2 separate regions of the Mus musculus genome follow, and region 1 is linked to region 2. A link is a loop called in an ENCODE intact Hi-C map of the cell type or tissue named here. Cell type or tissue: gastrocnemius. All regions are shown on one strand. Links, peaks and the distances in the headings refer to the core of each region. The heading gives the core; the rest is flanking DNA.

Region 1 (15,759 bases), core at 4,967-12,966, 140 kb after region 2:
AAGAAAGAAAGAAAATACTCATTAATACGGTCTATGCAGCACTGAAAACCAAAAGTCCAGTCACTTAGGTAAACTGTGTTAGTCTGAGGTATTTTACAGTCATAGGCTTTACTCTGCTTAATAAGAAAATCAGTTTGTGAGGCTGGAGAGATGACTTAGTGGTTAAGAGCACACCCTGCTTTCCCAGAGGACCCAGACTGGGTTCCCAGCGTCCACAGGAGTCAGGTGACAACTGCCTGTTCTTTAGTGTCAGGAGAGACAGTGCCTCTGGCCACCATGGGCACTTGCACTCATATGCACAGGCAGACACACATGCACACCATTTAAAAAAGAAAAGCAGTTTTTAAGTGATTGAACTTATATCTATAATATTTACTTATCTTGTTATACTTTTAAGAAATCTTTATGTATTTGTAGATTCACAATTTAAAAGAAGTATATAATTATTAAAATTTTTGGAAACTTGTTTTTAGAACATTTTCTTGATATCTAGTATCGCTATAATTAGCCTTCCTAACTATATAAACAAGATAATTAAGTCAGTAGAGAAGCAAGCAAAAAACTGTTCATATATATTTAATTCATTAATTAAACCTAATTCATTCTATTGAACTTTGGCAGTTCTTTTGTGAATGTCAGGATATAAATGTAGAATTCTTTTATTTTTTCACTTACATTATTCATTACTTTGAAGTTGGGCCAAATGATGAGAAACAAGATTGAATTGCATCTAAACCCAGGTTTAGGAAATAACATTATAATTTTATTCTGTGTTGTTAATATTAGAAATTATAATATCTGGCAACAAATGTCTTCATCTTCACACCAAGCTAGGAAAGAAAGCTTACAGTCAGGAAGCCAGTACTGGCATGGGGCCACAAGTAGTCTATGACCTCAGTTTTAGTGTTTCTCCCTAAGGGCATGAAATAGAAAATGGGAAATAAGGATGGATCAAGATGCTTGTTAGTTTAAGAGCCAAAACAAGACATATTTTTATACTTATTAAAAGAAGAAAGAACAAAAAATTATGTGCATATTTTAGGACAATAATTATTTTGAAATAATTAGGAATAGGCCTGGAGAGATATCTCAGCAGTTAAGAACACTGACTGTTTTTCTAGAAGTTCTGAGTTCAATTCCCAGCAACCAAGTGGCTGTTTACAACCATCTATAATGGGATCTCTTGGCATTCTTGTAGTGAGAATTTTGCTTTCTTTAAAAACACAAAAATATTATAAGTATGTCTTTTTGTTTTAATCCCAGGTGTGGGATATGGGGCTGTTTCAAATTGTCCACAGCAGCTGACTCTGATTTGCCGTGTGCTCTAGAGTGATTTTGCCAGCTGCATATAGTTTCTGTGAGTGTGTGACGTTTGGAATTCTGGGGAATATACTCTAAAGAAGGTATATGAATGCTAAGGCCCTGAGAGGCAGGGTTGTTGTTGATTAGTTGCAGTTTGTTAAGTAGTTCTGTGCAAAGAAGAAATAAGAAGAAATTAGATATCCTGATGGCAAAGATCAAACTTGCCTCAAGGAACTTGATGTTCTTAGCCAGCAGGAAGTAGTCTACCGATAATGTAGCCCCCTTTCCCGTCTTGTCTACTGTTAGGCGTTTGAAAGGGTAGAAGAAAGGGGTAGAGAAGGATGGAAGAAAGAAGAACCCACAAAAATAAGTCCAGCTACACATTCCACTCCCTGGCCCCCATAGGTTTTTAGGCATATTGTAATGCAAAATTCATTGTTTTCAACTTCAAAGACCCCATAGTTATCACAGTATTAGCACTGTTTAAAAGTACAAAGTCTCTTCAGAGACCAAGAGCAATCTCTTAAGTGTAACCCCTGTAAAATCAGAACGAAGAAGCAGATTGCATACTCCACCGTACTGTGGCGCAAGGTGTGCGTCACCATTCTGACAGGGAGGAACCGGAGCACAGTGAGGAGGAGGAGCGTCTGGAGCAGGACTGAAGCCAGCCAGGCAGACTCCAGACTCCGAATCCCCATGTCTGATGCCACAGTGCTCTTCAGCTTTGCTGCCTGCAGCACACCTCTTTTCTCTTGGGCTGGTTCCATTCCCTGTTAGCTTTCCTTGGCAGGTATCCCAAGCTTCTGGCATCTTCAACATCTTGGGGTTTCCAAAGCAATCCAGGCTTTACCTTCACAGCTTCACCAAGTGGCTTTCTTTGGCCTCCGTGTAGGGACATCTCTGCCACACACCTGGCCTTAGTGCCTGTCCTTAGTTGTGGAGGGATATTTCATAACCTTTGTTCAATCCTTGACTCTAAAGCCAGAACAATGTGACCAAAGCCACCAAGTTCTGCTGCTTCCTGGGGCTGGAACATGACCCCCTTCTTCAAATACATTTTCACCACTTTCTGATTTTGATGATTTCCTTCACTGCCTAAACCTGGTTGTTCTGGAGCTCCCTCCATAGACCAGGTTGGCCTTGAACTCTGAAATTTCCCATGCCTCTCCCAATTTGAGTGCTGGGACTAAAGGTGTGCAACACCACACCTGACCCTAAGCTTCCCTTTAGTTCCTTTTCACAGGTTGGAAGCTTAGCTGGGTGGGATCTTGCCCTGAAGTCATCACTCCCTTTATTCCACTTAGCATCAGACTTTTCTTTAATGTGGTCATCTCCTTGAACACAGGACTTAGCTCCATTCTACTTCCTGGTGCCCCTTTTCTCCTCAAACTGTGTATTTTATATATTTTTCCTTGCTTAGCTTGCTCCTCTTAATTATAGATCTCCATAAGCAGGGCCACACAGTCAATACTAGGTTGTCTGGAGATTTTTTTCTGCCAAAGCTCTTAATCCATAACTATTCAGTTTAACCTCAGGCAGATTTTTTTTGGACAGGGGAGAAAGTAGCCACATTCTTTGCCAAAATATCACAAGATTGGTCTCTTGGCCACACACTATTACATTGCTCTGACACCTCTTGAACTGGTTCCCCATGGCTCAAATCACCCTCAGCACCATTGTCTTCTGTGCTTCTACTTGGATGGCCCAGTAAGCCCCACTTAGAGCAGTCACAGTCTCAGCAGTTTACTTAAAGGGAAGATGGCTCAGCAATAAGCTGTCATTTATCACTTCTTTGAAGCTCCTATTTTAGCAAATAATAATAAAAATACATTGATTTTTACATGTACACAAACCATTTTCTGATTCTGAGCCATGGATAACCTGGTCCACTCTATGGTGGAGACATTGAGACACAAGGAAAGGTAGTGAAAATAGGTTTTTACTCTTCAGGTTTGTGCTGCTATATGAAAATTTTTGAGGCTTGGAATTATAACCAACAGAAATGTGTTTGGCTGACAGTATGGAAATTTGAAAATAAGTCTGTCCTATGGTAGAAAATGAAAGAACGCAAGAAAGCATATGAGTGAGAGTGGAAGGGTCACATGCATCCTTTTCATAGGAGACAAATCCCTAAACTGTATTAACCCATTCCTAAGGGTGACATTCTCAGACTTGGCAACCCGTTAAAGGTCCCATCTTTGAGGTGGATATTAAGGTCAAATTCAAACCATAGCAACGCTCAGTAAAATGTCATGTAAGCAAGAAGATGTCAAGTGCTGATGGTATCAATGTATCTGCATATAGTTTTGCAGTTTTTCAGTGTTTTATATCATTGGAAATAAACCACACTGTATAAAATTGTCACTTGAATAAAAGCAAAAGGCCCATACCCAATTAGCTATATGGTTTCAGTGCATTGTCATATGATTAGTGAGCTTTTATCTGCTAATTTATAAAAGACTACACTCAGCACTGAACAACATTTACTGGAGAATGTCTTGTATCATATAATAGAAAGAAATAAAATGTTCATAGGAGATAAGTTTAAGTTGTCTGCCAAGTACAAATGTAGTAGGTTATTGGAGACATAAGAATATATTCTTTTTGAGACTGGAGAGGTGGCTCAGCATTGGATATTCTTCCAGAGGATCCAAGTTCAAGTCTTAGCACCCACATGGTGGCTTACAACTGTCTGTAGCTCTAGCTCCTGGAAATCTGACACGCTCACACAGACATATGCAGGCAAAACACCAGTGCACATAAAATAAAAATAAGTATCTTTTAGAGTTTTATTTAAAGCCACATTTTTGTTCTGTCAATGCATATATTTTGGGTTTGGTGGTACACACCTTTAATCTCAGCACTCAGAAGGAGAGACAAGAGGATATCTGTCAGTTTGAGGTCAGCCTGTTTTGCATAATGAGTACATAGTCCCTGTCTCCAAAATAAATAAATAAATAAATAAATAAATAAATAAATCCAGAAATAAAACCGCTCTGAGGCCACAAGCTTGAAGTCATGTGTCAAAAGTGACAACAAATTATTGATGAGGAAGAGTAGTTACTAGAACATGAATACCGCAAGTCTTACTCCTCTTTCCATTCTTCAAACACGATAGTGTAGACTGGCTAGCTTATAAAGTTTATTTTGACTCACAGCGTTGGTCTGTGTTCAGAGGGTCACATTTAGTGATGGCTTTCTTGCTGGCAGAGGTCTTGGGGTGGGTAGGCAGGAGATGAGAGCTTGTGAAAAGACTTAGCCAAAGCAGACCCACTCCTCAGATGTCTCTTTAACTCCGCTGATTCATTAATTACTTTAATGAATTTAATTACATTCATGAAACCAGAGCCTTAACAACTCTTAAAGATTTTTATCTGGTCCTATCTCCTAATGATATCTTATAATGGAAAATAAATTGTTGTTGTTTTTTGTTTGGGGTTTAAGACAAGACAGAACCTCACTCATATGTAGCACTGGCTAGCCTGGAGCTTTCTGGGTAGACCAGGCTGGCCTCAAATTTACAATGATCTATCTTATCTGCCTCTGCCTGTACCATGCTTGGTTGGAGAGATTAAATTTTAACGTGAAATTTGGAGGTGATAAACCACACTCAAGCCAAACGTTAACATAATCTGAATCTTTTAAAAACATATTAAATCTCCTAGCTAAATTACAACCAGTACTATCATTCCTAATTGGATAGTAAATAAAATGTCTTTTAAGGTGAAAAACTATAACAACAATAACAAAAAAACAAACTGCGGACTCCAGTCAGTTTTCTGATTTGCATCTCTAAGAATCTCCTAGGGAGTGGTGATGGTCTTCCAGGGACCTAGCACACTTGGAAGACCATTGGAATAGAGAACACATTTAGCTAGAGCTCTCAGGAGTTACTTCCAAAGCCTCATCATAGAACAAGACCACCAAGAAAGTTAATGTATGGATACATATAGTAGACCAACATAAAATCACATCACCATACCCAAGAAGCCAGCACATTCTAAAACTACCCCTGCCATACTTTATACCTGACAAATGTTTCCTGTACAACCTTTTTGTACTTATAAGGTAGGTGAATCAATACAGGCCTCTGCTGATACAGTATTTGGTAGACAAGGGAAAAAAAGGTCTCCCAAAAATATGTGGACCCTTTAGTGTCATCTACAAGACGGTCTAGAAAATACAGGATTTTTGCACTCCATCTTTAGTGCACCAGGAGGGCACGGTCTGAATTATTATCTCAGTATCATATGACCCAACCCCATCCCACCATGCCACTGTCCCTTATATTCCTCACCTTCCTTTGTCGTGCCTTCCCTCAGAAGCCTTTGTGGTTGTTTTGTTTTGTGCTTTTAGCCCTGCACTCTAGTGATAAGTCTTTGTAATCAGGTCTACAAACGTCCTTAGGATGTTGTTACGGACTTCCCATTTTCTCAGCAACCTACTTCCTCTCGTGTGTGTGTGTGTGTGTGTGTGTGTGTGTGTGTGTGTGTGTGTGTGATTCTAGGTCTGTATCCAGGAGAAACAGCTTCAAATGTTTGAGAAAATTTTCTCAAGAATTTTTGTTTATGTAACTTGTAAGGAAATAAATCAGCCCTCTTAATTATTCTACCTAATATATTACATTAGCTTGAGCTAATTCAGCTGCCTAAATATTTGAAAGTCTAAGCACCCAAGACATTAAAACAGTTATATTTTCTAAAATAAGTTTTGTTATTCATTAAAAATTATTTCATGGTAATAAATGGGAAATGATTAGCTGTTTGACACAGGACATGATACTGGAATGACTTTCAAGTATTAAAATTATTTAATAATGTCACAGGAACACAGTCCATGTGATTATAAATTCTGGGGACAAATAATTTAGCTCAACACAGATATTTCCTAGAGTATGATTATTATTATTCATTCTGTGATGGTTCTAATTCATTAATGTGCTTCATGATTAACAGTTCTTTGAAAGTGTTGTAATACATTGAACATTATTCTTTCTTTATTCCACACAGTGAAAAGAAAAACCCAGAGAGTAAATCCCAAACTCAAGAGTTTTATTTCTGAGAATTGGTCCTTTGTTATATTAGTCTGGGGATTTATTAGACTTTACAGTCTCTGGTCTGAGTAGTCCTTCAATGGATGTCTCGTGGTAGAAGAGCAAAGAATTCAGTAGTTGTTCAGTCCACAGGATCTGGATGTCTCAGCAAAGTCTACCTGCTAGAGTCCCAGAGAATTCCTAGAGAGCTGCTAGTCTTCAGTCTACATTGGAATACCAAAGAAGTAAATTCTAATCCCAGCAAAGTAATTTCTCAGTAACAGGATAGATGAACTTGCCAGTGGCAATGAGGGCAAGCAGACCAAAAGCTTTAAAAAACTTTCTTCTATGTCCTTTTAAGTGGGCTAGCACCAGAAGTTATAGCTCAGATTTAGGGTGGACCTTCCCACCTCAAAAAATTCAATCAAGAAAATCCCTCCCAGCTGTGCACAGCTGCTTGAGTTCTAGTTAATTCCAGATGTAGGCTAGATGACAACAAAAATTAGCTGTCACCTTAGTATAAAATGCCTGTGATTTGAAATGATTAGAAACAAAGTTACTCATTGCAGCATTGTTACAGCAAAACAGAAGTAACCAAATGTACATCAGTAGAGAGCAGGTTACGTTACTTTGCCACAATAGTATAAAAAAATTGTATGAAGTTTTAGAATTTATTCAGATTAAATACAGATAAGCTTCAAGGAAATATTAAGTACTTCAGAAGAGGATATGGCCATGCATTCCTATTTGTTTCTTTATTCTACATACATAAGGAAAATTTCAAAAATACAAATATATATGCACATGTATGTGGTTGTGTGTGTGCATTGTTGAGAACTAGAGATGTTAAGAAGACTTCTGAATAGCTCAGCATTTTTGTGTCAGTGTATTGTGTATTCAAATTTAAGAGACATAAATTTAAGAATTATTTTGAGTAAAACATTTTAAGATCTAACATTCTAGATAATTACAATGTTAAATGCTAACAGTATCAGTACTTTATAAATACTGAAATTTGTATTACTCTATTTTTATTTATATGTATGCAATTACTATTTTAAAAAATAAGTTCTTTTTTGAAAACCATGAGCTCTAACCTCTGAGCCATCTCTCTGGCCTCATTAAGTGCAAAGCTTAGCTTTTGTAAGTGTGTCTACACTGTCATAGAGTCTCCAAAAGTCGCTCTGATCTTGCAGAGTTGAAACTATACTCATAACTCCCCATTCCGTGGTTCCTCCACGCCCGAGAGGATTACATTCACACTTCCTAATCTTAGGGGTTTGACCACTATAGAACCACATCCATAGAAATGAAATTGTAAATTTATGTTCCTTCTACTTTTATAGAAGATTTTCTTTATCTTCATTTCAGACTTAAAAGTAAAGTTAAAAAGAGGGGGGAGATCATAATTGAGTAACTGAAAAGCAGTAAATAAGATAATTTTAGGCTGGGCGTGGTGGCACACACCTTTAATCCCAGCACTTTCTTTGACAGGCAGAGGCAGGCGGATTTCTGAGTTCGAGGCCAGCCTGGTCTACAGAGTCCAGGACAGCCAGGGCTACACAGAGAAACCCTGTCTCGGGAAAAAACAAAAAAAAAACAAACAAACAAAAAAAAACCAACCAAACAAAAAAACAAAAAAAAAAAAACCAAAACAAACAAAAAAAAAGAAGATACTTTTAAAAAGTAAAAGACTACAGGCTGATTTCTGTAAGTTCCAGGCCACTCTGGTCTACACAGTGGGTTCCAGGACAGCCAAAGCTGGACAGAGAAACCCTGTCTTGAAAAAAAGGGGGAGGGGAATGGTAAAAGACTGGGCTGGAGAGATGGGTCATCAATTGAGATCACCAGCTGCCCTTCAGAAGATCGGGGTTCAGTTCCCAGCACCGGTATGGTGGCTCACAACCACCTCTAACTCTAGTTTGAGGATCTAATATCCTTTTCTAACCGCTGAGGTTCCTGTATAAAGTTGGTGCACAGTCATACAGTCAGCCATGTACTCTGACACAAAATACATATTTTTGAAATTTTAAACTATAAACAAGGAAATTAAAAGTTAAAGAGAACAAATACTACATGTTTTCCTGTTTTGTTTTACTCCTTCCTTATGACCCTTTTCTCTTTAATTTTCACTTTATTCTCCCTCCCCTCCCTGTGTGTGTTCATTTTTCTGCGGTTCTTTTGTAAATCAAACATAAAATGTCTTGACAATTAGCATGCCATGGCTTGTTTTTGTTTATTGTTATTTTTGTTTTGTGTAATCTAAGAGCTAGGTCAGGATGTTTAACCAGATAAGGTAAATTAAAATTGGCCTTAAGTATTCAGTGTTAAATTTTTGTTGAAAAGTAAAAAGAAATGTAAAGTCTTCCCCTACTCAATTTTTAAAAACTACTAAACATAAACATTAATCGGATTGTGGTTACTGTATATGTAGTATTCCAAGCATGTTAGTTATGTCAACATTATTCATTCCATATAAAATGTTTGTGAAAATGCTAAGCTGTGTGATATAGTTTGGAAATATTTTAGCAGTCTTAATTATTGTCTTAGAAATTCATTAAGCTCTTTAATTGCTTTGATGTTTAAATAGTAGTACTTTGCTTTTATGAAAAACACATTCCTTGAAGGAAAAACCTAAAGGCCTAATTTGCTTCTCTGCTCAGAGTGGTTAAAGATTAAGCAGAGGACATAACCACTGCTGTGTTTTATTTAAACCTCTCCCTGCTGGTTGCTGCACATGTAACAATGTTGTTCTTTCTTTGACACAGTCCCACACAAAAGCTGAGTGTAGTAAGGAAGCAGACAGCCTGCCTCCAGTAGTAGCCCCCGCCTGGCTCCAGGATATGTAAACAGAAACATCCCAGGCTCCAGTGAGGCAGACCACGGGTCCCTGTCTGTTCTGTACTCAGGAAGTGCTTGCCTGGGAAAGCCCAGCCATTGCACATAGGCATACTTAGCAGTGTTTGGGTTTGGCTGAATATTTAACTGAGGACACTAAGAGAAGAAAAAGAGGGTATATTAGGGCAAAGGAATAAGAAATTTCATGTTATATGTATATATAACATATGACATAGAAAGAATCACTTTAATGGCTGGAGAGATGATTTAAGAGCCTATATAGACATAGGTATATGTGTTCTCATTCTCTTTGTCTCTCTATCTCTGTCTCTTTCTCCTGGCCTCTGGGAGTATCTGCACTCATATGCACATACCCACTCACAGACATGAATACATACACATAATTAAAAATAAAACAGAAATCTTTTTAAAAGGAATTACTTTAAAGAAATAAAAATGAGTTTTCCAGTCAAAAGCTTTTTTTTTTTTTTAATTACACACATATGATTACACATATTGCAATATTTTTCCTGGCAGGTTTTCAGTGATGTCAAGTTTTTAGACTATATGACATAACCTGGAATGTTCCTAATTTGAGACATTTAAATACCATATGTATGTTTTTAAACATGTTTAAAAGTCCCTTAATACTTTTTTTCACCCTCTCTATTTGCGAGTTAATGAATTAAAGCTCCTATTTTTCCATTTTCAGTTATATATTTAAATACCTTTTACTCTGTGGAAAGAAATATGTAATGCAATAGGAAAGGAGTCCCCCTACCCCAGCCCCACCCCCACCTGTCAGTAGTGGTACCTCTCATGTTACACAATTGCTATACTGAGCTCCTCTCAGTTCCTAGAGATGTGGGTGTGTCTTGAAAATAAAATATTTTCTGTTTTAGTGGGTATGCGTAGTCACCATCCCCCTTACTCTCCGACTTAGCTACATCTCCATCCCTATCAGTGAATTCTTAGGCATGTCTACATGTATGATATACAAGTGGGGTTAATCTTCATGACTGGTTTTGACAGCACATTTCAGATATGATGCCAGAATAACAGGCTATAAAAGAAGACAATAGATGGTACTTAAAGGTTAAATGTGGGCTGGAGGGATGGTTCAGAGGGTAAGAGCACTGACTGCTCTTCCAAAGGTCCTGAGTTCAAATCCCAGCAACCACATGGTGGCTCACAGCCATCCCATAATGAGATCTGATGCCCTTTTCTGGTGTGTCTGAAGACAGCTAAAGTGTACTTATATATAATAATAAATAAATCTTTGGGCCGGACTGAGCGAGTGGAGTTGACCTGAGCGAGCAGAGGTCCTAAAATTCAATTCCCATCAACCAAATGAAGGCCCATAACCATCTGTACAGCTACAATTTACTCATATACATTAAATAAATAAATACATAAATAAATAAATCTTTAAAAAAATTTAAATCTGCCAGGTGTGGTAGTACACATCTTTAATTCCAGTACCCAGGGTGGAGGCAAATGGATGTCTTTGAGTCTGAGGCCAGCCTGGTCTACATAGTGAGCTCTAGGACAGTTAGTATGACAACAATAACAACAATAATAATATAAAATAACAATTATGGTGATGATAACAATAATAAAGCCTATTGAAAGTAACAATGAAGGGACAAATAAAGATTCCTAATTTAAATTTCAGAAGGAAATTAATACCCACTACCTATTAGAATGCTAACTCTAACATGAAAAAAAAGAAAAGAAAATATTTCAAGCCAGCATTCACCATGGTCTTTGTTCTTTGCCATTTCTGTCTCTTTAATCATCTCTGTCTTAAGTATCGCTACTCTTGCTACCTCGGTGTTCTTTTTGTCTTGTCTTTCATTTATCACGTTTTTGTTTTGTTTTGATTATAACAGAACATTATTGATTGGTAGTTATTTATTATTTTATGTGTAGGAATGTTTTGCCTGCATGTATGTGTGTGTGTGTACCACACGCATGCCTGGTGCTCTCAGAAGCCAGACGAGTGTATTGGATTTCCCAGAACTGATGGTTGTTTATAGACAGCTGTGAGCCATGTGGGTGCTGAACCTGAGTCCTCTGTAAGAGCAGCAAGTGAGTTCAATCATTGAATAGTATTTCTACCTCTTACTTACTGATGTTTAAGAGAAAATACTATGCCCCTTGTTTCTAATTTGAGAAGAGCCTAGATATTGTCTTTATTTTTGCTTAATTTTTCTGAGAAAAGTCCCATTCTGTAGCCCAGGCTGGCCTCAAACTGTATTGATGAAGGTTTTCTTGAACTCCTGATTGTTTTGCTTGCATCTCCCAAATGCTAGTATTACTGGTGTGTATCCACATGTTTAGCTGAAATTTTATTTTTATAAAATAAAGTGCAGTGGTTCTGTTTTACTAAAGGTTTCACTTTCTGAGGTCTTAGTTAAATACAGTTAACCTTAACTCAAAAAATGTTAAATTGTAAAATCTAGAAATGAACAATTCATAAGTTTTTAATTGTGCACAGTTTAGAGTAATGCAATTCAATTAACACCATTCGACATCATTTCTTTTTTTTTTTAAAGATTTATCTATTTATTTTATGTATGTGAGTACACTATAGCTATACAGATGGTTGTGAGCCTTCATGTGGTTGTTAGGAATTGAATTTTTAGGACCTCTGCTTGCTCTGGTCAACGCAGCTTGCTCTGGTTGGCCCCGCTCGCTCAGTCCCTGCTTGCTCTGGCCCAAAGATTTATTTATTATTATACGCAAGTACACTGTCGCTGTCTTCAAACACACCAGAAGAGGGCGTCAGATCTCATTACGGATGGTTGTGAGCCACCATGTGGTTGCTGAGATTTGAACTCAGGACCTTTGGAAGAGCAGTCAGTGCTCTTAACCGCTGAGCCATCTCACCAGCCCATTCGACATCACTTCATGTGAGATGTCAATAGCTATTGTTCTAGCGTATTCATATGGCATGTGTTCTGTGGTGGTTTGAATGAGAGTGGCTTGCATAGGCTCATATATTTGAATGCTTGGTCCCCATGAGTGGAGCGGATTAGGAGGTGTGGCCTTGTTGGAGGAGGTGTCACTGGGGGTAGGCCCAGTCTCTCTCTGCCTGCTGTCTGTAGCCTGTGGATCAGAATGTAAAGTTCTCAGCTACCACTTCAGCACCTTGTCTGATTGTTTCCTGCCATGATGATCATGGACTAATCTTCTGAAACTGTAAGCAAGGCCTCAGTTAAATGCTTTCTTTCATAAGTTTGCCTTAACCATGGTGTCTGCCACAGCATTGAACCTTGCCTTGTAGGTGCTTAATAGCTGTCTCAGTTGTCAGGTTGATGGTTGTGGTATCACGGGTGCTGATGTCATTTTATTTATTTAGTAATGGTCCCAAATGATTAGAGTAGTGCTGACAATTTTAGTACTCTCTGTTTTTGTAAATTATTTTGTTATTACTTATCATTGACCTCTTGCTATGCCTATGCCTAATTTTTTAAGTTACACTTTATCAGAGATATAAGAAAAAAAAAAAAAACCCAATACAGCAGGTGCCTTGAAGCATGAAATGGCACAGTGTTTACATACATTCCATGCATACCTTTCCAAATACTTCAAATTATCTCTATTTCTGTAAAAATCATCTTTAGATTACTTATAATGATAATACAATTTAAATGCAGTATAAATAGTTCTTATTACCATATTGCTTAGAAAATAAAGACCAAAAACTAAGTCTATACACATGCAATATGAATAAATCACCATAGTTCTACTTATGTATTACACATGTATGACACCTTGTCACCTGACCTTGAGAGAGACTGAAAATCTGTGGATGACAGGTGCTGCGCTGGACTTCCTAAACATCACTTCCTTCATGGCGATCCATTGTAGTGGTTAGTGCATGAAAAACCGAGGTTTTGTCTTTGAAATTTTCTTGGTTTCTCTCAAGTATTTTTAGTTTATGGTTTGTTGTATATACAAATGTGGAACCCACGAATTCGGAGAAGCAGTTTGGATCAGGACTATCAGAGGCATCTACTAACCCTTCTGTAATGTCCTCATAGACAGGGAAGTGTACTGTATTAGTCTTGTTTTGTCTTTTTGGGTGTGTGTATGTATGCGTGTGCGCACACACACAGATGTGGAATGGTACTGTGCCTTGGTATAGATGTAGAGATCAGAGGTCATATTTTGGGAATTGGTTCTTTCTTTCTATCTATCATATGAGCCCTGGGGATTGAACTCAGATCATCAGGGTTGATGGAAGTCACTTGACTGAGCCTTAGCAGCCAAGGGATTGATTTTATATATATATATCTTGTGTTTAAAAACCACAAGTTATTTAATCATATATGTGTTGAAATAATGTTTCCTTTTTGAGTTCAACAAATTCTTAAATAAGTTATTATTTTATTGAGTACAATCTTATAACAGAATGAGCTAGGTTAAAAATATACTATTCGGTCCTTTAATGATATTGTGCAACCATTATTTCTATGTAGTTCCAAAACATTTTCATCACCCCACAAGGGAAATTCTCTATCTAGTAAAAAATAACTCCCTTCTCCCTCTTTTCCCATGCCTAGCAACTTCTAACCTGCTTTTAGTCTCTATGGATTTACCTGTTTCTGGATATGAATGAAATCATAAAATACAGGACCTTTAGCATCTCATCTTCGTAGGTGTATTACATTGTTATTGATAAGTGTATGAACATTCGCATTTCTCCTTGTAGAGCACACAGTGATGCTGTGGAGGTTTTCGTTTGAAAGCCTATTTCCAGGAGGTTTTCGTTTGAAAGCCTATTTCCAGGTCTTTGTGTATATGCCTAGGAACAAACTACCAAATGTTAGATAAATTCTAAAAACGTTCTGAGAACCTACTAAACTGTTTACTACATCTGTACCATTTCATATTCCCATCAGCAGTATGTAAGTTTTTAGTTTTTCTATATCCTTAACACTTTTTATTTTTCTTCTTCCTTTTTAATCTTTAAAAATAGTTACAGACATGCTACTATCTTTCTGTAGTAAGTTGAGTTAGGGTTTAGTATTGTAGTGAGTTGAGGCTGTTTGGAGGGGGGTGGGGGATGGTTGGTTGATTGGCTTTTTTCTTTTTCTGTGTACTGGAGAGGGATCCAGGGACTTGCAAATGTTAGACAAACACTCTACCACTGAGTTAGATCCCTAGCCAAAGATGAGTTTCCATATACAGTCTTTCCCTCTATAAATTACTGTATGTTAAAGTATTGTTAACTACATTTATCAGTATGTTAAAGTCTACTGTCTAGTAATTGTCTTATAATTTAAGAGTATTTCATGGCATCAACATAATCTTCTGTAGAAATACTGTCAATACCTTTTATTATGCAGTTGTGCAGTATTTGAGATAATTCACTGGAGAAACACTGCTATTGAGGTTTATCATTTGGTATAGAATATTCAAGTTTGACCACAAGTAAGATAATTTTAATGTACAGTCTGCTTGATTTTAATTGACTGCAATTAAAATTGTCAATCAAGATGGTGTATGCCTTTAATCCTAGTACTTACTAGGCTCAGACAGGGGGTTCTCTGATTTCAAAGTCAGCCTGGTTTACAAAGAGAGCTTGTCACAGTGAGGTCCTCTGTCAAAACAAACAAACAAACAAAACAGAAACCCAAGAAACAAACAAACAAACAAACAGAATTACAAGTTTAAAATTTCAAAATATATTATATTTTATTTTGACCGACTGTAAAGAATGTTTAAGTAAGGATAGTGTGGCCTTGCCACTGGTCAAATACTACCTATAAAACCTATAGTGAAAACCAAACATGGATTTCTTTTTTTTTTAATATTTGTTTATTCATTTATTACATGTAAGTACACTGTAGCTGACTTCAGACACTCCAGAAGAGGGCGTCAGATTTCATTACAGATGGTTGTGAGCCACCATGTGGTTGCTGGGATTTGAACTCAGGACCTTTGGAAGAGCAGTCAGTGCTCTTACCCGCTGAGCCATCTCACCAGCCCCAAACATATATTTCATGGGCGATCTCATTCTGCATTAAACTCTTTACTGATAAGTAGTTGTTTGTATTTTGTATATACACTGCTTGGATCTAGTTATTTTTTTATAGATCTTTAAACATGGTGACAAGTGTATCCTCCAGTTTTCTCTCTCTGTTTAAGACATTTTCATGCGTTTCTACTTTTCATAGAATTATTGCATCCCTGTTCTTCTCCTACTCCTAGGTATAACCTAGTTTATGGACATCCATTTCCAAGGTATTATATAGATAAGATACCGATAAGTATAGATAAGCTATAGATAAGATCTGACCCATAGATGGAGCTACCACATAAATGTTTACGTGTTCACACCAGCCTTATACTCTAGATACATATGTTCCCATTCTGCAAGTAAATAAATGTTGGTTCATGAATGCAGACATTTTCTCAAGGTCAAATTAATAAGTGGAGGGACTGAGCTTCAGGCTCAATTTAGATTTAGCTGCCCACAAAGAAATGTTCTTTTCATTAATATTAATGATATCAATACTAATGATCTTAATTACCATCGATTGCATAGAAGTTTATGCTCTAGTAAACTCTTAGAT
Region 2 (15,759 bases), core at 3,375-11,374:
CTCCAGGAAATGATATTTGTATTAAGTACACAAGACATTAAATAGTTGGAGTTAAATATATGAAGAGACATGTGCTTCTGGCTCATCCATCTGGCTCTATGTTCTTTTCCCAAATCAAGCTATTATGGTGCTATCTCTGCCCCATTGTACTGTTGTTCTCTTCTTCTATTGCTTTCTCTTGTCTCCCTAAATATGGTAAATGTAACTGTAGCTATAATCAATTCTGCTCTTGCCTGCAGCCCTAGGAATCCCCTTGTATTCCCCATATGTCCATCTTTTCTGCTGTCCAAACAAGGATACTCTTTCCTCTTCATTCATACTGTAAAAGTGTTACAGAACGTCAAGTTGGTTAATCTTCCACAGTTTTCTGTAGATCCAAAATTAATGTTTAGAACTAGGCAACTAGGAACGTTCTACAGCTATTGGAAGCTAGATTTGTGAAGAACTGGGGTATTTAAATCTTGTCATTGAAAGTACATAGCCACACAGATATATCTAATCTTAGCACTCTGAAGGCTGAGGCAGGAGGACAATGATTCAAGGCCAACCTGGTCTAGATACTGAGGTCCTTTTTCAAAAAGCCAAAGCAAGGCTAGGGATATGGCTCAGTTAGTAGAGTGCTTGCCTACCATGTATGGAACCCAACCTTTGGTTCCATCCCCAGCACCAATAAAGTTGGTGTGGTGGCATATGCCTGTAACCTCACTACTGTGGAGGTGGGGGTGGGAGGACCTCTATGACTCAAACTTCTCTGGTCTACCTAGTTACAAGAGATAGTTACAAGGCTACATGGAGACCTTGTCTCAAACAAACAAATTGTTTTTGAGCAAGGTCATTCTCTACTTCCTACTGAGTTTGAGGCTAGTCTAAGATACATAAGACTTTGTTTTAAAGTAAATCCAGCCACTGAGGCTGAAAGTTTCCATAAAAGAAATTACATTGAGACATACATAAATTCATACCTTGGAATCATTTTAAACACAACCCTTCCCGCCTCCGAAAATATCTATATTTATAGCTATAAAAGAAATCTTTGCTAAAAACCTGTTTGACCAGAGAAGAACCACCAGGAAATGTTGCTGGTTATAAAAGTTTGCTTCCCTTGCAGAGGACCTGGTTGGGTTCCCAGCACCAACGTGACGGCTTACAATTGCCTACAACTCCGGTTCCAGGTCAGATCCCGTGGAACTCACTGATGGGACCCGAGTGCACGTCCTCATCAAGAAAAAGTGTTCTGTGTTGTTTTAAAATAAAATGTCCTTTACATGGCGGGGCGGGGCATAGCATAATGTGTTGTAAATCGTTTTGTGTGCTGTAAATTATACACATGTAATTTATATATTATATATAATACAAAATATAATGTACACAGAACTTTTTCTTCTTTACATGACCTAATAAACTGACAGCTTCCAGCCACAGTCCAAAACTTAAAAAAAAAAAAAAAAAAAAAGTCTCGCGATATTTTAAGGCCGTCTCTTTCCGGATTCTACTGTGGGCGGGAAAAACCCGGAAATGATCTCACGCTCTGCGGCATTGAGCGACCAGAAGTGACGTTACTTCCCAGAATTCTTAGAGAAGGAGACTCGCATATTTGCTGCTCCACGAGGAGAGGTGTGGAGCGGCTGAGCAACGTGGTCTGTTCGTCCGCGGGGAGGCGACGGCGTTTGCGCTCCCCCGCGTCCAAGGCCTAGCGGGTCTTCAGCGACTGAAAGGTAGTCATTTGCAGTGGCGTAAGGGCTCGCGGCTAGCCGCGTAGCGCCGCCCTGACCTGGTCTCATCATGTTGGTCCTGTTTGAAACGTCCGTTGGCTACGCCATCTTTAAGGTAGGTGAGATGGAGTTGTTGAGCTAAGAGGCTTATGTGGGACAGAGAGCTGGGTAAGATTTAAGGAGAGACGAACAACGGAACACATTTTAGTGTCTTCAAGTCCCCGGGCTCCGAAAAGATGTGAAAAATCAAGAGCCCGCTGGTTCAGGTGAACACGTGGCTTCTCCGAATTTAGGGCGACCTCTGCTTTACTCAGTTTAAAAAATGGGCAGGACCCTTTTTTACAAGTGACAATAAAGCGTTCATTTAATCACCTGAGGCTTTGTACATGTTAGATCAGCGCCCTGTCACCTAGTTACACCTCCAATCCAAGATCGGTTTAATGTTTATCTAATTTATGTATATGAGTACCCTATAGCTGTCAACAGACACACCAGAAGAGGGCTACAGATCCCATTACAGATGGTTGTGAGCCACCATGTGGTTGCTGGGATTTGAACTAGGACTTCTGGAGGAGCAGTCAGTGCTCTTAACCGCCGAGTTATCGCTCCAGCCTCAGATATTTATTTTGGGCTTTTCCAGATAGGGTTTCACTGTGCTGCTCAGGCTTTCCAGGAATTCCCTCTGTAGACCTGGCTAGCCTTGAACTCAGAGATCCACCTACCTCTGCGTCCTGAGTACTGGGATTAAAGGTGTGCATCATCACCGCCAGACTCTATTTACTTTTGAGGCAGGCTTTCCCTATGTAGGCTTGGCTGGCCCCTAACATTTCATTTATATTTAACTAGATTAAAGCTGGGGTCCAAGATCAGGGTCCTTCCAGGCATGATTGGAAGGTTTTGAGTAGTGAGTGGCTTTGTTTTTCCAAGACAGTTGTTCTCTGTGTAGTTCTGGCTGTCCTGGAACTCACTCTTTAGACCAGGCTGGCCTCGAACCCAGAAATCCGCCTGCCTCAGCCTCCCAAGTGCTGGGATTAAAGGCGTGGGCCACCACCGCCCAGCTATAGTTTGTTTTCTTTAAAGATTATTTTACTATGTGATGATAACAGGAGGAGGAGGAAGGTATACTGTGCTTTAATGTAGACAACATGAATGTTGTTAGGTCTCAGGACAAATGCTGAGGTGCTTATTATCATGGCAAGGCTGACTGGGCTGTACATTCTTCAGCCCAGAAACTGAGCTGGAACCCTTTCCCCAGCTTCATTGATTCCTGTATAACCAAGCCAGCTATACAGCTTTCTCTTGGTCTTCTGTTTTCTGTTGCTCTCTTCTTTCATGTCCCTGCTTTCAGGACACTTCTAGATGCCTCTGGCTGTATTCTTCCCCTGGTATCTATAATGAAACCTCTCGTGCCTAGGACTGTCATGTCCTTTTTTTAAAATTATTCAGTGAGTCTGCTTGAATACAGAAATTTGGACTGCAAGCAGTAGGATTGAAGGGGGTTTTTGTTTTAAGTAAGACATGGAGTTGTTGGGGACATGGTATTCACCATTTCCAGTTTGGTCTATGTGAGGCTTGCTCATGAGCTATCCTGATGTAATTGTGTAAACCAGGGAGTTCATAATTACCAGCATGAAAGTTAGGGGAGAAGTCTAGATGGCTTCTATTAACTTGAGTGTCCCTTATTTAAATACGGAAAGGTTTTTGGTCTTTTTGTTGTTTGCTTTTTCTTATTTTATGTGCATTGGTGTTTTTCCTGCATGTGTCTCTGAGCTGTCAGACCTTGGAGTTACAGATAATTGTGAGCTGCCATGGGGGTGCTGAGATTTGAACCCAGGTCTCTGGAAGAGCAGTTGGTGCTTTTAGTCACTGAGCTATTTCTCAGTATAAGAAATAGCTTACAAGTTTATTAGTACAGAGTTGGTCTAACAGTGGCATCTTCCTACAATGAGATGCTATTGAGCTGTGGGGAACAATGAGGTAGAGTAAGTATGCTATGTGCTAAACATTCTATTTATTTACTTATTAGGTCATATTACATGTAGTATTCAGTGATTTTTTGTGATAAATATGCTGTGTTACTACTCTATTGGAAAGTTTTGAGTATTATGGTGAAGTTTTCAGTTTATAATTATTTGGTATTTAGCAATCCCTTACCTAGAAATAGGCATGTTCTAGACCTAGTGCTAGTGATTGCAGTTTGTGAGAAGGGAATTGTATACTTTCTGTAGGTGAAGAATTTTTTTTTTGTGAATCCCTCCAAAAATTAGATAATACTAGTTGCTGCCTTCTTTTTCCATGATCTTTCAAAATGCTAGAATATAAATTAGATTTTGAGAGAAAGCCCTGTTGGCACAGACTAATGCCTGTACTAATGAATTATAATTCCTGGAAGGGAAGACAAGAATCCTGACCAAAAGTTCCAGTTATGCAAGTAACTTAATGAGATCGTGTCACAAAATAAAAGTTAAAAAGAGGGCTAGGGATAGAGCTCATAGTAAAACACTTGCCTGGCATGTGTGGCCCTAGGTTCAAATTCCAGACATTCCAAATATCTTCAGTTACATTGACTACTTCCTCATGCTTGGGTTAGGCAGTGAGTGTTCCAACTACTGCTTAGACTGCTGCCTACTTGCAGTGTACTATGTCTTCAGGTTGTGAGCCACCATGTGGTTGCTGGGAATTGAACTCAGGACCTCTGCCTCTGAAGAGCAGTCAGTGCTCTTACCACTAGCCCCAAATTAATAATTTTTTTAAAAATTAGACAACTATAAAAACTTTATTTTTATTTATTTATTTATTTATTTTTGGTTTTTGAAACAGGGTTTCTCTGGATAGCCCTGGCTGTCTAGGAACTCACTTTGTAGACCAGGCTGGCCTCGAACTCAGAAATCCACTTGCCTCTGCCTCCCAAATGCTGGGATTAAAGGTGTGTGTCACCGCACACCTGGCCGAAAACTTTATTTTGTTCAAACTGTTGTTACTAGAAACAATATAAGGATATATGGTAGCATGATTGGGTATAGCCAAAGTTTTGTTTGCTCTACACATTTTCTAAATATTTGGATAACTATTAATCATCATGCTTTTATTACATTTTCTTTGTTGCTTTAACTTTAGTTTTAAGAATGATGATAATTTGGCGCTAAAGAGATGGCTTAGTGGCTAAGAGCACTTGTTCTTGCAGAGGACCCAGCTTCCTGACACCCAGTCACATGGTGCCTCACAACTATTTGTACCTCCAGTTCTAGGGGACACTCTTGACCTCCAACAGCAGGCATGCAAGTGGTACACATACATGAATTCAGGCAAACACATTCATATAAAATAAAGCGAATGGTGGTAAAAATAAACCTTCCAAATACGACAGTTCTGTTAATCTGTTATCTTCTAATATTTTCTTTTTAAATAGAAGAAAATGTGAATTTTTCAAGAGTTACTCTCAATTTTTTTCTTGACAGTTGGTGAGCAATGAGTCTCAGAACAATTAGAAATTGAGACTTTTGTGTGGGTAAGATAACTTCTAATATATACTCATGGGTCTATATCATATACAAAATAAAATAACTAATTCAACTGGTGTATGCTATACAGTACAAGTTGTAGCTTACAATTTTTGACACCAGCACTGTTTTGTAATTGGTAGCTCTATTGCTTGATTTCTTCAGTCTTTCAAGTTTGTTTGATTAAAATTAAACTCTGAGGCTAGAGAGATAGCTCAGCCCTTAGGAGTCCTGGTTGTTCTTTCAGAGAACCTAGATTAAGTCTCAACACCTACGTTCAGCTCACAACCCTCTGTAATAACCTTTCAGGGAACCCATCTCCTCTGGCAACTGGTGCACAGACATGCAGGCAAAACACCCATGTACATAAGATAAAAGCATAGAGATAAAAGTTAATTGATATATATATATATATATATATACACACACACACACACATATATACACACACACATATGAGAGAATGAAATATATATCTGGTGCTGACCTCATTTGCTGCATAGTCAAGGATAACCCATAAATGTTAATATGTAACTGTTCTGTGATCTAGACCTGACAATTACCGGCTATTTTGTCAAAAAAAGTATGTGCATAATTGTATAGTGCATTGTGTCATAGTTAGCATGCTTTATTATAATGCTGATTATATTAACCTGTCATTAATTGTAAAATATCCCTATTTGAGGGGTGTTTGGTATAGAGAGTGTAGATTTGAGGATTGGCTTGATTTATCATACAGAAAATTGGTGTTGAAATGAATCTTTAATTTACTCTTTTGGATTTACTCTTTTGGTTTTTTGAGACAGGATTTCTCTGTAGCCATGGCTATTCTGGAACTCACTCAAGCTCAGAAATCTGTCTGCCTCTGCCTCTGCCTCCCAAGTGCTGGGATCAAAAGTGTGCGCCACCACTGCCTGGCTTTTTTTTTTTTTTCCCCCTCTACTTGCTCCAGTCAACTCTGCTTGCTCAGTCCCTGCTCCCTCTGACCCAAAGATTTATTTATTATTATACATAAATACACTGTAGTTTTCTTCAGACACACCAGAAGAGGGCACCAGATCTCATTATGGGTGGTTGTAAGCCACCATGTGGTTGCTGGTATTTGAACTCGGGACCTTCTGGAGAGCGGTGTTCTTACCCACTGAGCCATCTCTCCAGTCCCTTTAATTTACTCTTGATTTTATGTAAAGAAACCTATGTAAAGAAAGTCTTAAAAGTGGGTCAGAGGTTCTAGCTTAGTTAGGAATGCTTGCACAGAGCACCTTGAACACTGCGTAAACTGGCACATAGCCCATAATCCAGCACTGGGGATGTGAGGCAATGGTTTGTTTTTAATTATGTATGTATTTGTGAGTGCAAATGCCTGATTAGGCCAGGGGTACCTGATATGTCTGGAGCTGTAGTTGTAGGTGTGGCCTGTTGTGAACACCATATGTAGGTTTTGGCAGTATAACTTGAGTCCTGGAGAAGTACAACATACTCTCCCACTGAGCCCTCTTCTCAGCCCCAAAGCTTAACGATTTCATTTCATTAGTTAACCCCACTTACAGAAATCTGCCCTAAGTGTTTGTCAACACAAAAGTATGGTTAGGCACTTAGGAGAAAAAATTGAACACATTTAAATACCAGTAGGGACAGAAATTATTGTATACTCACACAAGTCTAGATTGGTAATAATATAGGAAAGATTCTAAAAGACTATAACTAGGTTTAACTTAGACAATTAATTTGACTATAACTTAATGCTGCATAAGAAAACTAGCTTATTTCAATAAGAGAAAAACTTTTTCCTCTTATTTTATGTGAATAGTTGTTAACTTGAAAAATAGTTGTATATGTCTAAATTGCTTTTGAAAAAAACTGGTTTATTGCAGGTTCTGAATGAGAAGAAACTTCAAGAGGTTGATAGTTTGTGGAAAGAATTTGAAACTCCAGAGAAAGCAAATAAAATGTAAGTAATCGGGCGGGTGAGGTGGTTCAGCGGGTAGGAGCACTGACTGCTCTTCCAAAGGTCCTGAGTTCGGATCCCAGCAACCACATGGTGGCTCACAACTCTCTGTAATAGGATCTGATGCCCTCTTCTGGCGTGTCTTAGGATAGCTACAGTGTACCTATGTATATTAATAAATAAATATTTTTTTTTTTTTAATGTAAGTAATCTTGAAGAATTTAGGTGTATAGTAGTTTGTGGGGACCTCCTCATTTGTATGCTATTTTCAGCTTTTTGGTTTTTGGAAATCTATTTTGTGAACAGTGTTAGTGTGAATTTAATGAAAGCTGGATTTTGTTTGGCAGTGTGGGTATTAAGACAGGTTGTAGTCTTTGCTGTCCTGGTAGTGCTGTAGATTAGGCTGACCTCGAACTCACTTGCTCTGTCTCCAGAATGCTGGGATTAAAGGTGTGCACCACCGCCCAGTAATTGAGGCTGTTTTATTTGGAACATTGGTCATCACAATTTGTACTGTAGATTACAGTGGGCAATTACCCAAGGGATATTTGAGGACATACTATACCATAATTAAATGTAAACTTTTCAAAGAAGGAGTTGTATAAAGTGTGAGCAAGTTTTCTTTTTTGTGGGTTGATAATTCAAAGGCTTTCTAGTTTACTCTGTAGTGTATTTATCTTCCATGACTTATTTCTGTCTAGCTCTTGGGGATAAAAGTAGGTTGTAAATTCTAGGTTTTAAAGTACTCCCATGTCTCCTCAACTAAATTGGTTGAGGGGCAAGGCAGTAGGGTAGAGTTAGGGTCAGCATTTAACCCTTCCTGAATCATCCTGTAAAATAACCCAGCAGGTGTGTGTAGTCCTGAGAAGAAACTCTGATCCAGTTGTCTACCCCCAAGGGAGGGGCCATACCTGTGGATGCCCATGTTTAGTCATACATCTGCTACTGCTGATAAATGCACCGAAGAGTAAAGCATGGCTAACTGAGAGAAAAGTGAAACATAAATACAGTCATCATTTGTGGTTCCATCAGTAATAGCATTGTTGAATTGATTGAGTATATATGCATGGGGTAGGTCTTTTAGTGATTTGGAGAGATGTTCATGATACACTGAGGAAAACCGTGCTCCAGAGTAATTTAATATAATTCCACTTATATCTCTCTGTATCCTTGAATATCTAGACAAGATCTGAGAGATAGAGAATGGAGTTTCATACAAGCAGAAATGGGGTTAGGATAGGACCAAGAAATACAATCAGTACTTTTTTCTTAGCATCTGTATGCTTATAAGTGTGCATTTGGACTATCAGCATTTACCTTTCCAGATAAGAAAAATTTGCTTCAACTAATAGTGTTTTAAGGAATATAGGAGACTTCATTGTTGTCAATGATGTATACCTTTTGGAACTGAATCTAAGTGATTTAACAAAAATTCGTCACTACCACTGAGACAACAATGAATTAACTAATACATTTTCTTTGTACAGAAAGCACTATCATATACATAAAGTATATGTATATGATTTCTCTGTATAGCCCTGGCTGACAATAAGCTATTTTTCAATCACACTTCTTCTACCTGGAGGGTTGGTTGGTTAGTGCTGAGGATAGAACCCTGGTCCTTGGCTATACTAGGAAATGCTCTACCATTGAACCAAATTTCCAACTTTGGTTTATTTAGTATATGCTATATAGAAACAGCTAGCTTCTATTTTCTGGCTATGTAGCTTTTGCAGAATCATTTCTTTCAATAACATTTGTTCTCTTCTAATTCTAGAGTAAAGCTAAAACATTTTGAGAAATTTCAGGATACAGCAGAAGCATTAGCAGGTAAATAAGAATTTAAAGTAAAAGTTTTCTTTTTTCTTTACTTTTTTTTTAATTTAAAAATGTAGCATTTGTTTTTCTTATTAAAAGGTTATTGTCTTCCGTTGCCTGAGTTAATCTTCCTCAATGTTGTCAATGATGCATCTTATTGGAACTGAATTTAAGTGATCTAACCCATTCGTCACTACCACTGAGACAACATTGAGTTAGCTTTTTTCACCATAGGGTTGGTTTCCCCCATGTGATGAGAGATGACAAGTGGTTAAATTGATCTCCCTGTGGAAAACCAACAGCCTAATGCTGAAGCACAATTCAGTAAGAGCTGTTCTACAAGGGACCAAGGTAATGTGGCCATGTACCCAGCTCTCTAATAATTTTATTAATTCAAGGGTAAAGTTGAGACTAGCCACTAGAAATAAAACAATTGGTAATAAAGCTTGCCAGAGTATACAAAAGCATATCAATATTAAAAGTTGAAAGGAAATAGTTCTTTAAAATAAATAAGTGTGTGCATATATATATATATATATATATATATATATATATATATATGCGCACACAAAAGGGCATGAGAGCTTATATAAGGAAACATAATTTTTTGTTTGTTTCATTTAATTTAAAGAAGGGGGTAATTCAGAGCCTTCAAATTTGGGTCATGTTGGGGGACAGGCATGTTCTGTGTCATTAATCACCCAATTATTTGATTGATTGAGAATGAAGGACTATAAAAATGGTTTAAAACTCGACAAGAATTTTATAGGTCTAAACACTTTCATTAATCACACATGGGGAAAAGATACTGCTTTGATGGAAATATTGAGATATAAGTAGTCTCCTGACTACTGGGATGTGCCACCATATTTGGTCCACACTTTTTTTGGGTTTAGTTTTTTTGAGACAGGGTTTCTCTGTATAGCCCTGACTGTCCTGGAGCTCACTTTGTAGGCCAGGTTGGCCTTGAACTCAGAAATCCGCCCGCCTCTGCCTCCTGAGTGCTGAAATAAAAGACATGGCCAAACACAAAGCAAGTTTCTGTACTACCAATATCTAATGAACTGATCACAATCTTTGAAACAGACCTATGAGAGAAGGATATTATCTTTGTTATAAGTGATAAAACATAGGTTTATAATAAACATTTTTGGAAACGAGGGAACTATGTCAAGAATTCCATGAGAGAAACTTCTACAATTAATGTCTTAGTTTTTATCAGATGAATTTTTTTTTTCCTGGTAATTGATGGTATATTGTCTCTTACAAGTTGGTTTGCTTTGGGGCTGGGGAGCATAGCTAGAAGACCCTGCAACTGAGGATGGCGTTTAATTTATAGTGGCCTTAGACAAGCACTCCACCAAACTGGCCAGTATGCCAGGTTCTGTGAGCAGTTCATGCAGGTACACTTAGCATGACAGAAGACAATTTTGTGAAGTCACTTCTCTCCTTTTCACCTTTACATAGATTCCAGGGACTGGATTTGGTTTCCCAGGTTGATTGAATGGCAAGCATTTTACCTACAGAACCACCTTCCTGGTCCTATAAGGCAGAACCAAAACGGAGTAACTGTAGATCAGAGTATACAATTTAGATTTTGTAGAATTAATATTCTCTGATAGAAGTTAATTTATAGCATTTCTTTTACCATTTTGTTTACTTGGAAGGGTACAATTGTGTCAGAGGACAGTTAGTGAGAGTGTTCTGTTCTCTTTACCAGATAGATCTTGGGGGTCAAACTTAGGGGCTCAGTTTGGTGGCAGAAGCCTTGGCCCATTGGGGTGTCTTGTTTGGCCTTGTTTTTTATTTGAAGTTACTTTTTAACAATTTATTGATTCAGGCATTTATGTAAATAAGTGTTTTCTCTACATGTTTACCTGCACATCAAAAACGGGCATCGGATCCCATGGAACTCTCCATTATTAGAGGGTTGTGAGCTGTAGTGTGGTGCTGAGAATTGAATCCAGGACCTCTAGAGAATAGCTTAGTTCAGGCCCCTGAAGTTATATGAGCAAGTTTTTTGAAGTGATAAGTATTGTTTGATTGAAGAAGATGGTGACCTAGTGGAATCTAGTGTTAGTCTAGTATAGAGATTTTACACTTAGAAAAAGTATGTTTGGGGCTGGAGAGATGGCTCAACGGTTAAGAGCACTGACTCCTCTTCCAAAGGTCCCGAGTTTAAATCCCAGCAATCACATGGTGGCTCACAACCATCTGCAATGAGATCTGATGCCTTCTTCTGGTGTGTCTGAAGACAGCTACAGTGTACTTATGTATAATAATAAATAAATCTTTTTAAAAAAAAAGAAAAAGTATGTTTAAGGGAAGGACTATTGTGTATGCTGGATTAAAACTAAAATTGGGTAATACAGAAGATTACAAACTAGAAATGAGCTGGAGAGACTGGCTGCTCTTTCAGAGGACCCAGATTCAATTCCCAGTACTCACATGGCAGCTCACAGGAATTCATAATCCTAATTCAATTGGAAGGGATCTGATGCTCTTGTGGCCCTTATAGGCATTAGGCCTGCACATGGTGCATAGACATACATCTAGACAAAACACCCATATACATAAAACAAAAATTTAAACTTAAGCTAGGAACATGAAATGCAATTTTAATTTTAAAGAGCTTTGTGTGTGTGTGTGTGTAGTACTAAGGATTAGGCCCAAGGTCTTTCACATGCTAAACAGACACTTTATCCCCAGCCCAAAGAAAAGAATAAAGAAAGTCTCTTTACAAAAAGGTAGATATTAGGAATCAGTGTATACAGTATTAGAAGGCAGAAGAAAATAGCCAGGGTTCTATAAAACCCTTTCATAAATGCCAGGAATGATGATGCACATGTTTATCCCAGCACTTGGAAAGCTAAAGGCAGGCTCACAAATTTGATGCCAGCTGAGGCTATAGACTGCCCTATAAAAAGAAGCTGAATCTTTTTATTTATTTATTTATTTATTTATTTATTTATTCTATGTAAGTACACTGTAGCTGTCTTCAGACACTCCAGAAGAGGGCGTCAGGTCTTGTTAGAGATGGTTGTGAGCCACCATGTGGTTGCTGGGATTTGAACTCCGGACCTTTGGAAGAGCAGTCGGGTGCTCTTACCCACTGAGCCATCTCACCAGCCCAAGAAGCTGAATCTTAACAAACTTATTTATTTCAGAGTAGGATCTCACTTTGTATACCCAGCTGGCTTTAACTCAGGTTGCCCTGCTTTTTCATGCCTCCCAAGTGCTGGGATAAACATTGTGCATCATCATGCCTGGCATTTATGAGGTTGGGGGGGGTTGGTTTTGTTTTTTGTTTGTTTCTTTGATTTTGTTTTTCGAGACAGGGTTTCTCTGTGTAATCCTGGCTGTTCTGGAACTCACTCTGTAGACCAGGCTGGCCTGAAACTGCCTCTGCCTCCCAAGTGCTGGGATTAAAGGTGTGCGCCACCATGCCTAGCCATGAGTTGGTTTTTTATAAAACATTTACACAAATAATTTTTATTTTTTTAAAAATATACCTTTTAAAAGAAATATTTTCTTTCCTTTAAAGTTTACATCAGAAGCGTTCTCAGTTGTAACTCTAAAATTTTCTGTTTTTCTGTAAAGCATTCACAGCTCTGATGGAAGGCAAAATCAATAAACAGCTGAAGAAAGTTTTGAAGAAAATAGTAAAAGAAGCCCATGAACCTCTGGCTGTCGCTGATGCTAAACTAGGAGGGGTAATAAAGGTAAAGTTGGGCTGAGGCTGAGGCTGTGGCTGTGGCTTAAAGGGCAAGGCATGATTCTTCCAGGCCTTTTAGAGCTGCTAAGCCTGCTCTTTGTAGTATTTGTCATGTGTTCTCATAGTTGATGTTTTCCTGTTAGGCAGCATAATCTCAACTAGAAATTGCAAAAACACGTTTTCCCTGTACACTGTAGAAAATAAAGATGGACAAAAATGATAATATAAGCTCTAAGCCAGCCACTCATGCCGTCTGTTCACATTTGTGATGATCCTCATAGAATTTAAACTTTTTTCTGTTGAGTAAAGAAGTGAGTTGATTGGAAGCTTTAGTAGCAGGCATAAAGTACAGAGGGGACTTAAATGGTCTGTGGTGGTGCATGCCTAGAGTTACTTGCTTGTGATATTATAAAATATTGGCCTATATGAGGGAATTAACAAATATATGCGACAGGGAAAGTGTTATGATTGAAACAGTTTTGTTTTTTAAAACAAATTTTTTTCTCCAACATGGAATTTGTGTGCCACAAAATCCAGGGTCAAAAAGATACTTGTTATCTGTGTTTATACTATTCATTAATACTCTTTGGGAGGGTTATTTGAGGGATGCACTTATCCATAGGGAAAAGATAGAAACTTTTTGCTGTTACTTTTGGTTAAAATCCGGTGAGTATATGAGTACCTTGTAATTTTTTTTAAAGATTTACTTAATTATTTTTAAGATTTATTTATCTTATTTATAAATACACTGTGGCTGTCTTCAAACAGACCAGAACAGGGCATCGGATCCCATTACAGATGGTTGTGAGCCACTGTGTGGTTGCTGGGAATTGAACTCAGGACCTCTGGAATAGCAGTCAGCACTCTTAACTGAGCCATCTCTCCAGCCCAATACTTTGTAATTTTAAAGCTAAACAAATGGCTGGAGTGATGATGGGTGAGTGGTTAAAAGTGCTTAGTACACTTAATACACCGGGCTTCAGATCCCATTACCAGCATTACACAGGTCATTACTACCCATCACTCAGTTACAGGGGATTTGATACTGTCTGGCCTTTAAAGGCACCTGCACTTAACTAGTGCACAAAAACTCCCTTTGGCTGGGGCTAGAGAGATGGCTCAGTGGCTAAGCGCACTAAACTACATGGTAGCTCAACAACCATCTGTAATGCAATCTGATGCCCTCTTCTGGGGTGACTGAAGATAACGACAGTGTACTCATATATATAAAATAAATCTTTTCTTTAAAAAAAAATCACATAGGTACATGTGCAGATTTTAAAAGTCTGGAAATCAAATAAAATAGCAGTAGTCCACTTAGTCCAACAAGCAAGAAAAAAACTTCCTCAGATTTAATAATGCTTTGCATCTTGGGATGCAGCCTAGCCAAAAGGGTAATTGGAAGGTTTCTCTATTTAATTTCCATCAACTTCTTAACAAACATACTAGAAGCAAACACTATGTACAGTTGAGAAAAGTATATATATTATACCCGAGATCAATATTGTTTTAAAATACCAGATTCCAATGAGATAGATCATGCTTATCTGTTCTATCCCGGCCTGTGGCTTACAAGGACCAGGTACACCAGGGAGGCAAGCTGGGGCTGAAAGAGACTTAGACTGCGAGAGGTTAATGGAGCCGAGACATGTTTCAGTTCAAGGCCCTCCGTTTCCTAAGAGAGTGTGCTTATAAAAGGGGAAGGCCCATCCCCTCCAGTCCATTCTTGGTGTCTGGAGCCAGCCTATAGGTGATGCGCAGAATAGAATGTTCCTCTGGAATGTATCAGGTGCTTCTCAGCAGGTAGCAGTGTCTTGGAGAGAGCAGTGGCAGCTGGCAGAACAAAAGAAGCCATCTAGGTCGGAAGGCTCCACCTTAGGTAATTTCCTTCTCACTGGCAGCAAGGTCAAAGTCTGGAGCAGCCTGCTTCAGGGCTGAGGGAGGCTCCACTTATCATTTCCGGAGACTGAGGCAGATTGTTCCTGTGAGTTTAAGTTGAACCTGTGAATTCACATTAGTGAATTCTTTTTGGTTTTTCAAGACGGGGTTTGACCAGGCTGGACTCAAACTCAGAAATCCGCCTGCCTCTGCCTCCCAAGTGCTGGGATCAAAGGTGTGTGCCACCTCTGCCTGGCTACATTGGTGAATTCTTAAAAGACAATATCTGAAAACCCACAACGGTGAATTTTCAAGAAAACTTATTTTTCATTTAATGTGAATGTTTTTATAGGAAAAATTGAATCTCAGCTGTATCCATAGTCCTGTTGTTAATGAACTTATGAGAGGAATCCGATCACAAATGGATGGCTTGATTCCTGGGGTAGAACCACGTGAGATGGCAGCCATGTGTCTTGGATTGGCCCACAGGTAAGTACAGAAGTTAAATGTATGCTTACTCATATACATACACATATTTATATACATCTGTCCTAAAAGTGTGTAAGTATTAATGTCAGGGAGATGCTGCTGTTGCCCTCAAGAAAAAACTTGCTCAGCATCAATAAAGCTGATAAGTGGTAAAAATACAATTATTAGACCCAGTGTATTCTTTTTGGTTTTTCCAGGCAGGATTTGTCTGTATAGCTCTGGCTGTCCTGGAACTCGGTCTATAGACCAGGCTGGTCTTGAATTCAAAGATCCAACTGCCTCTGCTTCCGAGGTGCTGGGATTAAAAGAGTGTGCCACCCCAACCTGGCTATTGCCTATATTCTTTTAAAAATGAAAACTTATGGCAGGCTTTCTTTATATCTTCAGTGTTGGATCATTTCTTCCCATAGCTTTGCTTTGGTCTGAGAAAGAACTTTGCTGTGTACACGTGTTTCTGATTGGGCCAGAAAAGGCTGTCAGGTGTCCCTTCATTCTTCCTATTCCTTTGAGGCAGACTCTCCCCCTGGTTTCCGGGGCTAGGCCAGAAATCCTCAAACCTCATTGATCCTTCTGCCTCCCAGCTGAGGTTTGTTTAGGCACACATGGAATTGCTGACTTGTTATGTAGGTACAGGGATCAGACTTCCACAGCTCATGATTGTATAGCCAGTACACTTAACTGCTGAGCCATCTGTATTAT

What was found. A loop is a pair of places that touch in the nucleus more often than their neighbours do. Peaks named below come from ENCODE experiments on the same cell type or tissue, not always from the same donor. Only the 100,000 strongest peaks of a DNase experiment are listed, where the experiment ranks them.
Region 1: it touches region 2 in a loop (2.5-fold over the local background); 5 of 42 quality-filtered maps call a loop at or near these places.

The regions. Positions count from the first base shown.
Region 1 is chr1:59,824,748-59,840,506 of GRCm38, forward strand. The region is part of intron 3 of Bmpr2 (bone morphogenetic protein receptor, type II (serine/threonine kinase)); the gene reads left to right. Among named protein-coding and RNA genes, the nearest start is that of Bmpr2, 68 kb to the left of the region's middle. In gastrocnemius, for the core only: no CTCF peak of the experiment used is centred there; a DNase peak (open chromatin) is centred at 9,192.
Region 2 is chr1:59,683,400-59,699,158 of GRCm38, forward strand. It overlaps Nop58 (NOP58 ribonucleoprotein), which reads left to right and starts at 1,607. Exons shown (of 15, transcript NM_018868.2): 1 at 1,607-1,827; 2 at 7,087-7,163; 3 at 8,938-8,990; 4 at 12,579-12,700; 5 at 14,924-15,060. The coding sequence starts at 1,783. Snord70 (small nucleolar RNA, C/D box 70) reads left to right here and starts at 8,559; the gene lies at 8,559-8,611. It overlaps LOC115485825 (a small nucleolar RNA gene), which reads left to right and starts at 9,110; the gene lies at 9,110-9,193. In gastrocnemius, for the core only: a CTCF peak has its summit at 7,254 (motif pointing left); no DNase peak of the experiment used is centred there.